Regions from separate parts of the Mus musculus genome. Here region 2 is linked to region 1. Evidence: chromatin loops called from intact Hi-C (ENCODE). Cell type or tissue: heart. All regions are shown on one strand.

Region 1 (5,000 bases):
TGCACCTAACATATGCATGCACACATATACCCGTAACATATGCATTCATACACACACACCTAACATATGTATGCACACACACATCTAACATATGCATGCACACACACACCTAACACACACACACCTAACACACACACACACACACACACACACAAACCTAACATATGCACTCACACACAGACACCCACACCTAATACACTATACGCATGCTTTCCTGGTAGTTTCTCTCTTCTCCACTTCCAGGACTGCAGTGGTGAACACAGTGCTCTATGACTTGTCCACCAGGCTTCTTGATTCCACCCCCAAGAATCTCTAATTTTCCTCCGTTCCTCCTCTGATGCAAATGGAGCGATTGGGAATACTCTTCACCTATTAAGTCCAGTAGCTCTTTCCTTTTCCTTTGTGGAGACAGATATACAGCTCCTGGCTTCTTGTGTGGAGAGAAACCACATCATCACAAGCCACCCACCAGCCTGTGTGATTCTTAGATTTGGAGTGTGAGCAGCAGCTCATAAAGAGACCTTGAGCATTCCAGTGAAATTCTCATTTTGTTCCTTTTAGGATACTGTATGTGTCTGCTGACAGTCTCCATCCAGTCATGCACTGTGGACATCTAACAGTTGGTTTTGTATCGAATCTATTGGTAGCTGTTTCTTCTCTGTGGTTTTCTTGGTTCCCACATCTCTAGCGTGTATCTGTTGACAGACAGGTCCCTTCCTTAGTATGTGTCACAGTTTACTCAATCTCTACATACAAACTTTTTCTGACTATAAGCAATGACTGCTACTCTGTCCCACACAGTTTGTTGAAGTGAGCCCAGGCTGCTGAATGGGCTTGGCTCTCCACAAGTCCAGTTTAAACCTGTTTAAACCTGGTTGGCATGTATATGTGGTGTCCTTTTCTCTGAGGGCTAGAGGTCTCTTCCTGCCCACCTTCTTGTTGAGTGCCCACAACTTCCAGAATGTATTTATACACTTTGCTGCCTGAGTGGGAGGCAATTCTCAGCACTGAGGGACATCAGGGGTGTTCTCTGGAGACCCCAAGATGGCTTCCATTACACAGACAGAGCTTGGAGGTCTCAATGCGTTGTGCATTTCTGTATCTCTACACTGTGCAGCCTCTCTCCTCTGATTCTCTGCCACCAAGGTATCCACCTACCCCAGTCTCCCCAAGGAACACAAGGGAGAGACCTCTTGGCTCCATCTGGTGGAATTGAAACTCTGGCAAACAGAAACAGTGGAGAATGTGTGGCTCTTTGGGATAATACTGTGCTTCCTGTCAGCTGCTGCCTGCCCTGCACTTCTTGGGTTTGTCCGTTGCTAACTGCTAGTTCTGCTGGGGATGGCCATTGCTTGTGACTGGCAGAATGTAAGTGTGTATTTTCTCTTTCACAACAGGTTGTGTTCTCTAGATCTGGCTCTGCTGCTTTGTACCTAGGTCTTTAAATTCTTTTAATTAAAGGAGAGTTGCACCATCCCCCACTCCTCTCTCCAACCCCTGTCCTGTCACCTCTGTTCCTCCTAAAAATTGATAGCCTCTTACCTGCTGTGTGTTCTTAGTGCTGTTGTGGGTGTAGCTTCCCTGACATGGATAGAAGGTCCAATCTTGCACCAGACCTTCCTGGTATCTTACACTTTCTGCCTTCTCTCCCACTATGGTCTCTGTGCCTAGCATATTAGGGTTGTGTTGTATGTGGATGTATCAGTTTGGCCTGGGCAACCAAAATAAGTTTTTCTCTGAGTTTGGAGCACTACAGATTTCAGCAATGGTCTCTGTGTGAAAGAAAAACAATTTACATTTTAATTTTTTTTAGGTTTTGTTTTATTTTATCTTTTTGTGTGCATGGGAGTTAGGCCTGGACCAAGGTCTCTGTACTCTGTGCATGGACATGCAGTTCCCTAACATGCCAGTAGAGGGAGGCAGACCCCTTGTTGCTGCAATCTCACAGAGATGTTTGCCAACATATTGGAGCTCAGGCATTGAATACAGGTCTTCTGGAAGAGCTGCAGTGCACTGAACTGCTGGGCCATGTCTTTGGCTGCCATCACCCGAAGAGAGGATATATTTAATGAGTAGCGATATCAGCACTTGTCTGTGGCTATAAGTATTTGGAAAGCAGTGAGGAATTACCCTGATTCAAGAAGAACCAAGAGAAACAGGAGAAAGTGCCTGTAGCATGTTCTCCTTTATGGGGCATAACCTCAAAGGACAAGAGTAGTTGGCTAGTAGCACATGTGATCTGTCTCCTATTGATCAAGCCGTCAGTCCAATTGCTGCTTTTCCCCATGATTTAAATGCCACTATTGCACATTTAGGAAAATGCTGTTTAAATGCCGCTATTGCACATTTAGGACAATGCTGGTCATTGTTAAGATTCATAGGCAACAATGCTGGGGTTATTGCTTTCTGCACGTGGCTACTTGCATAGCACCTTCTGATACTGTGTCAGCTAGACCCACAGGAGGATGCTTTTAGTCAGACCTAGCTTGAGTCCTCGCAGCCCTATGTCCAAAGTGCCAGGTGTCTTCAACAATATGGGCTTTTCTTAAATTCTGGGAGGCAAAAAAAGGGGAGTGATGATAAATCATATTGTCTGTGGCCGTCTCCTGGACTCCTCTGAGCAAAAACTCGAAAGGAGATTATTCATGCCTGGTACTGTGCATTTATTTTTCAGCAGTCTATGGCTCTTAGAGGAAGAATTTTATTTAAAAAATGAATGTTCATATGTACATGTAATGTTTTGTAAATATAAAATAATAAGTGCACTGTGGATATCTCAAGTGTCCTTATTGCTATTTATGTCTGCTCCCTCTTTAAGCTCACCCTATTTTTTTTTCAAGTTTCCTTTTCATATTGCATGTTCAGCACTATGGTCCTTTATGCTTTCATGGTTTCTATGGTAATCCAAGACATATACTCACATCCAAGGCTCTAGAGTTAGGAACCACAGACAATTGGGAACCTGTGGCATTCATGTTTCTAGGTCTGGGCTACCTCACCCAATGCCTTTCTTTTCTAGTTCAGACCATTTGGCTGCAGCGTTCATGATTTCATTTTTCTTTCCAGCTGAACAGTATTCAGTACTAGCAGGCAAGTACCTGTAACTTCCCCAACTCAGCCTGATCAGGATTGACTGTTAGCACTAGGAGAGCATGGGGGTGGAGCCTGCCACCCTATCCATCTGCCACTCCCCCTGCTACTACCTGCTGCCTAGCTGTTCCGGAGACAAATCGTGGTCACCTGCAACTGGACTCCAAGGATGATTTGGCAGGAATGGGCCCCTCCCCACTTCTTCATAACCCGGTGCTCCGAATAGTAAAATTGAGCTTTGATCAGGACATTTGTTGTCTTAGCTCCCTTCTTTCTCTCGTCCATCTAGTTCCCTTTCTTTCAGCTCCAGTCTGCCACTTCAGCCAAACCCCATTCCTCGAGAGCTGCTGGACGGCACGCAACAAGTACCAAATCATCATTGTCCGTGGATCTGCTGAAGGACATTAAGGGTGTTACCTTAATGCCTTAGATAGTGTGAATCAAGTGGTAAGGAATATGGCTGAACAAATATCCGTGGGGTAGGATGTTGGATCTTTTGGACATGTGCCTGCCAAGGAGTGGAATAGCTGGATCAAGGTCACACAGTATATTCATATGTAGGTTGCTGAGAATTCTGAAACCTCACTATCTCCTAGGCACAACACAAAGGAACACAGCGAGCTTCCTGGTGCTTTATGACTATCCAGTGACACATTGTGTGCCTGACTCTTGGTTAAATCAGCTGGTGCATGGAGACACTGACATTATACTATCACTAGTGACACCAGTGGAGACACTCTTGGTCTCCTGTTCTTCCCATTTCTGTAAAGTCTTGATCCCCCTGCCTCGGTTTTCAAAGTGTTGGGATTAAATCTCTACCTCAGGGAAACTTGAAAGGACATGGCCAAAGAACATTACACATGCCCTTTGGTTACCTCTTGGACACTCTGCCCTTTGGTTACCTCTTGGACACTTCCCTTTGGTTATATATTGAACACTCCCTGTAGCAGAATACTGTCTTCCACGGGAGCTCGACCATTATTCCATATGCTGTCTGCATGAGTGAGAGGAGAGTCCTCTGCAAAGATAGGCAGAGTGAGCAGACTTGGGGTAGAAGGGACCACACTGAGGGAAGAATGCCACATTTCAGCAGCTGGAACACATGCATTTGCCTTCCTAGAAACTGGGCTTGGTCTATTTGACACATTCAGAGGCCACCTGCTTTTCCATGTTTCTCTTGCTGACACTGGGCTCCTTGTGTGTTCCTTTGGCCTAGCACTTTCCTTTCCTAGAAGGTCACACCGTCATCCAAGCTAGCCAGAAGCTCTTGATCTTCCTGCCTTTCTTGGTTTTTCAAGTGTTGCTGTTATAGTCTTCCATCACCACATCGCCACTATCAGATTTGCATCCTGTACACAGCTCCGTTCGTTGTATGTCAGAAACATGATATGAACAATACACATTCTCTCTTTGCCCGGTGCCTCTCTTGAATTTTCAATTTCCTTTCTGCTACTTTCTCAGACTTGTGTGTAAGAATATAAATTCATCTGTCATTACTCCCACCAGCTTCCTTTATGAGTTCTGGTTTTTCTGCCGTATATAGAAACCTTTCCCCAATGGCAGCTTACAAGGGACTCCCAATTACAAATTATCAAGTCAGTGTGTAGTTTCATTTGCTATGTACAATCTGTAACCTGTCGCTATTTGTTTGAGATACACCAGGAAGTTCAGATCGATTCTTCACCTTCAAATGTCTATGCCGTTTTCCCAGTACATTGGTCTTAACCTGCACCTAGGAAACAGGAGAGGCTACCCTCCCTCTCCCCTGTGTTCTGCAGGCAAATGACTACAAAGACTCTCTCCCAGTGACTTACAGCACACTGTTAACCCCTCCCACCTGACACAATACTAGACTCAGACCCTGCAAGTATAAATACTTAGATTCCCTGAAGATGAACTGAAGCTCTCCT
Region 2 (5,000 bases), 230 kb after region 1:
CCTCAGTTTTCCTTGGCCAAATAACATCTTTATGTATCATGGGTTGTTATTCTGTGAAACACTGGGTAGGTGCTTAAATAAATCTCTAAATGGGCAAGCGCAATAGCCTTAGTTTGTGCTTAATGACACTCCCCTTTTTTTCCCCAGAGAGGTATTGCTACTTAGAATCACACAACACACACACACACACACACACACACACACACACACCAACACACCAACCACCACCACCACCATACACACAAACGGACACGCACAAACATGGGGGAACGCAGGCACACACACCCCAACCACCACACACACACACACACACACACACACTGTGGCACAAAGAATTGACTGTTGGCCCAAACCTGTGGTTGATTTACTAGGCCAGAAGGTGTAGTTTGGTTTTCCTTTTGGAAGAGGGGCAATGGTGGGGAATGTAATGGAGGCCCCACTTTGGATTCCATAGAGACAGGAGTGCCCTCCCTTCATGGTTGCATGAACCAGTAAAAGAAAACATGGGAGAATCAACAGGAACCTACTGGCTGGCTGGCTGTTGCTAGGTCACCTGTCCCCTCTCAGGCTGCAGTACAAGCAGTCCCCCTCCCCTTCCATTGGCGTCATATGAGGAGGCAGAGGAGGGGGAAGCAAAGAGGGAGTACAGGGAGGGGCAGGCACTGTCCAGCCTCGTTCTGAAATACAGATGTATCAAGGTTCTCACTCAGTATCCCTCCGCTGCTCCCCCCTGCTCCCTAACTGCAGACCTTCTCCTCCCTATAGTCCCCCCCTCCCCAAAACCCTCATAGACTCTAGATCTTAGCCATCCCACACACTGTTGTGGCGCCAAAAAAAAAGTGGTGGTGGTCTCTGGTTAGGGTGAACAGGGGTCTGCAGACGCCTAACCGGTGCAACCCACCCCTCCAAGAGGAGTGGGGCTGTCTGGCCCCGCCCACTCCGAGTCGGAACTACAGTGGGTTCGGGAGGGGGCGTAGAGCCCCGTGCGCAGTATCCCTCCGCCCCCTTCCCGACACCCTCCAGGCGAGCTGGCTTGCCGCAGTCTACGCAGCCCCTGCCTGTTTGGTGCAGAGGCGTGGGGACAGGACACATCTCTGCCATTCCACTCGCGCGCAAAGCGTTAAAGACCAGTGAGAGGATCCGCCGAGGACAGAGAACACCCAGGAATAGGAGTCGGACGTGGGGGAGCCCAGGGACCTGGGCCGTGCGCCTGGCCAGGCAAGTGGGGGTGTGTCGAGGGCTCTGGGCGGTCGCGCACTGCAAACAACTGCCTGGCCCTGACAGTCCAGTGGAGGCAAAGAGGTCGCAGCTGCTCCCTGGAGTGTGCGCGGTGCCCGGAGACCCCAGACCGTGGTGGGGAGGAGGCGGGAACCCCTGCGGAGCCCCAGGCACCAGGGTTGAATGGAGCTGCTGCTGGGTGTGATGATCTGCAGACTAGCACAGCCTACTGACCGCCTGGCAGTTGGCTTTCTGAGCGCCCATACCCGGCCCTCCGTAATCTCTGGGCCCTATAAGGGTTATGGGGTAGGCGGCTGCTGTTGAAATGGCGATGCGGGGGTGGGGGGGGCATCTGGGAGCCCACAGGTCCGAGGAAGGCGGCTGCAAGAGAAATGGCCGGCCATACTGGAGTGGGGGTGGGGGCTAAAGCCCACAGGTGTGGGTGTGGGGCAAGTGTCCAGCATTGGGGCCAGCTCAGCTGGTGGGTGGTGAGTCGCCTCAGCTATTAGGTTCTGAACTGGTTCCTGAGAGGGGCCCTGGTACCCTGCATCCTGGGTGCTGTCACTCCCCACAGGCTTCTGATTGATGGAAAGTGACCTGTCTGCATGGTAGGTCTGGCATATTCTGGCAAGCCACGGTGAGCATCTATAGACCAGAAGCTTGAGAAAAGAGGAACAGGAAAATGGCGTGGATTTCTGGAGGTGTGTAGTAATGGGGATGGGCACCAGACAGTGAGTGGAGATGCAAAAAGGGTGGGGTGACTGGCCAGAACAGGTGGGATATCCATTAGTGTCTCCTAATCTCATTTCTCACAACCTTGTAGGTACCTTCCACACTGCCTTTCCCCTCCCTCCCAAATCTGGGGTCTGAAAAGATGGTTTGGGGATGATGACGGAGTCATAAATCCAAGGACCACTTCAGAACCTGGTTTCTAGAATGTGCTGCGCCCTTCCCCCATTTTTTGCTGCGCAAGGAAGGGAAATATGGCCACCTAGTGGCGGATCTTCAACATTGCAGAAGGGACTAAAGGATGACATCAGGAAGTGGGTGTTACCTCAGGAGCCCTACAGCCAGGCTAAATAAATCTAGAATGTTCCAGCAGTAGGACCCTAAATGCTGAAAGACACATGATCTGGTTCATATCCTTGGTGACATTCATAACATGATCAGCTGCTACCATCATATAAGTGCCATACATTTTCATCTTTGTCCACAGCCCTGCTTTAAGGCTGGTCAGTTCTTCAAGCAAGGGAAGAAGGCTTCAAGGCGACTGTCTCAAATCTCTGGAGATTGGTGAGACTCAGGGCAGTGCAGGAGCCAGCCACTGAGGAGGCAAATTCAGATTGCTCTAACCCAAGAGGGTGCCCGATGCCTTTACTGTCCCCTTAATTTGCACAAAGCTGCTGCCATCATTTCCTGATTGTCATACATTTTCATGTCTCTGTTCACAGCCCTGCTTTAAGGCTGGTCAGTTCTTCAAGCAAGGGAAGAAGGCTTCAAGGCGACTGTCTCAGATCTCTGGAGATTGGTGAGACTCAGGGCAGTGCAGGACCCAGCCACTGAGGAGGCAAATTCAGATTGCTCTAACCCAAGAGGGTGCCCGATGCCTTTATTGTCCCCTTAATTTGCACAAAGCTGCTGCCATCATTTCCTGATTGTCAGACATTTTCATGTCTTTGTCCACAGTCCTGCTTTAAGGCTGGTCAGTTCTTCAAGCAAGGGAAGAAGGCTTCAAGGCGACTGTCTCAGATCTTGGAGGTTGGTGAGACTCAGGGCAGTGCAGGAGCCAGCCACTGAGGAGGCAAATTCAGATTCTAACCAAATTCAGATCACTGCCCCCTTAATTTGCTCAATGGTGTGGCATCCTTTATTTCCTTTTAGGGATATTAAGAATATTGAGGTAGGTGTGAGTTAGACTATGACCCGCAGGAGAAGACCAGGGAACAGAGACTTTAGACAGAAGCAGGCATGGTTTTGTTGTTGTTTGTTTGGGTTCAGGGATCTGTGCCCATCTTCCAAGCACTGAGACTCCATTTTGTTTTATGCACTTGTAGGACTCCCTGCAGTGAGTCAGCTGTTGGTCTTTAACACCACTTGAACGCAGAGAAGAGGGGAGACCTGCACCACATCTGTGAAGGTGGGTATGGGAGAGGGGTTCACTTTTAGGTGGGGTAGTCTCAATCACCCCAGAGTGACTACTGTGAGACTTGGGGATCCCCTCTCTGTCCATTGCTAGTGTGTGCACTTTCTCCTGGACTCTGTACCTGTTTCCCAGCAGGCAAAAGGAACACAGGGATTTTCTCATGGCTGAGCTCTTCCCCTCAGCATTACGCACCAGCGTCTCTTTGTAAGTTTCTCCAGGAGGCAACAGAATTGCGTAGGCCTGATTTCCCCGTGCTTCTCTCTCCTAGGTCGCCTGCCGTGGCTGCTTGGTGGTGCTGAGGTTGCTGCTGACCAGTGCAATCATCAGGTCTGCACTCACCCAGGACCTGTCCATCGTCCTCCAGCTTGATTTCAGCTCTTCTGCAGTGTATCTGTGTTATTGACTGAGACTGCTTGGGTAGGAGCCTCACTGAGTGCTGAATTGTCATTTCAGGCTAATTCTTTGTAATCTCATACCCTCACTTATCTAAGATCGTCGTGCAGAGCTATCCTGTAACAGATCTCTAGTGAAGGCTCACTGTTGTTAAGTCATATACAGTAGACTTGATTGAACTTGTACTATGACTAGGGCAGAGGTTGAGCCTGGTGCCCAGGCAAAGGCTGAAAATAAGCCTGGGGATGAGAATGCTAATGCTGCTGAAGTAGAGCCTGAAGCCCCATTGGTGGTCAGACCCAAGGTTAGGACACAAATCATGACTGGAGCAAGGCCCAAAGTGAAGCCTAAGGGTACCCCTGGAGCAAGACCTAAAGGTGAAACCAGTACACCAGGTGGGGCATATGCCAAATGTAAACCTAAGGCAATCCCTATTGCTCGATCCAAGCATGATGCCCAAGTGTGGGCCCCAAATAAGTTTCGTGGCGAGTCCATGTCAAAGATGGGAAAGCAATGTCAGATCAGTGCTGCAGACCCTCCACTGCTCAGTAATGATTCTGGGATGGTTGCTCAAGCTAAGTGCCTGCCTGTAGATAGAGAACTTGCTAATATGGACACTGAGAGTATTCCCAAAAAGGCTAATTCTCCAGCTGGATTCCAGCCTTCCTATGGCTCAGAGGAGGGAACCAATATGGGGTCCTGGTACCGTGCCAGGCCTGTCCCCAAAGGAGAGGCCTATGAGAATTCCGATTTCAAATGGGCAGATAAACCCTCAGGAAGTCCCTCCTTTTGGAATAGAGATGAAGCCAGTACAAGATTTCGTCCTAGGAAAAGCATGAAGGCCAATAACAGGTTCAGGCATATGGCCAAACAAGAGGCAAATACCATGCCTAGGCACAAAAACAAACAAGAGTTCTATAATATTTCCAGTTCTGATTCTGAGGATGAGTCTGGTAAAACTCCCTGGTTCTGGCCCAAAGACAAGACCAAAGTCTGGTCTAAGCCCAAAGAAGAGCCCAATAGTAGGTCCTGGTTTAGGTCTAAGAAAGAAGTCCGTGTTGAATCCACTTCTGGGTCTGAATGTGAAAATCCTACAAAATCTTTGTTTTGGTCTGGAGAAGAGGCTAAATCTAGATCCAAACCCAGAGCCAGGAAAGGGGTCAATATGAGGGCCAGGCAGCAGGCCAAGCGAGAAGCTTGCAGTGATGCCATGTCTGGAGCTATAGATACAAATAAGAAAGAGTCC

The links. Peaks named below come from ENCODE experiments on the same cell type or tissue, not always from the same donor. Only the 100,000 strongest peaks of a DNase experiment are listed, where the experiment ranks them.
Region 2: it touches region 1 in a loop (8-fold over the local background); 2 of 42 quality-filtered maps call a loop at or near these places.

Annotation. Positions count from the first base shown.
Region 1 is chrX:135,567,753-135,572,752 of GRCm38, forward strand. No RefSeq gene overlaps it. Among named protein-coding and RNA genes, the nearest start is that of Nxf7, 29 kb to the right of the region's middle. In heart, a CTCF peak has its summit at 1,895 (motif pointing right); no DNase peak of the experiment used is centred here.
Region 2 is chrX:135,795,119-135,800,118 of GRCm38, forward strand. It overlaps Gprasp1 (G protein-coupled receptor associated sorting protein 1), which reads left to right. Exons shown (of 11, transcript NM_026081.5): 5 at 1,024-1,218; 6 at 1,831-1,919; 7 at 2,435-2,511; 8 at 2,670-2,746; 9 at 2,905-2,976; 10 at 3,273-3,355; 11 at 3,630-5,000. The coding sequence starts at 3,942. Among named protein-coding and RNA genes, the nearest start is that of Mir1970, 11 kb to the left of the region's middle. In heart, a CTCF peak has its summit at 2,215 (motif pointing left); a DNase peak (open chromatin) is centred at 1,023; H3K4me3 peaks cover 1,692 bases; H3K27ac peaks cover 1,637 bases.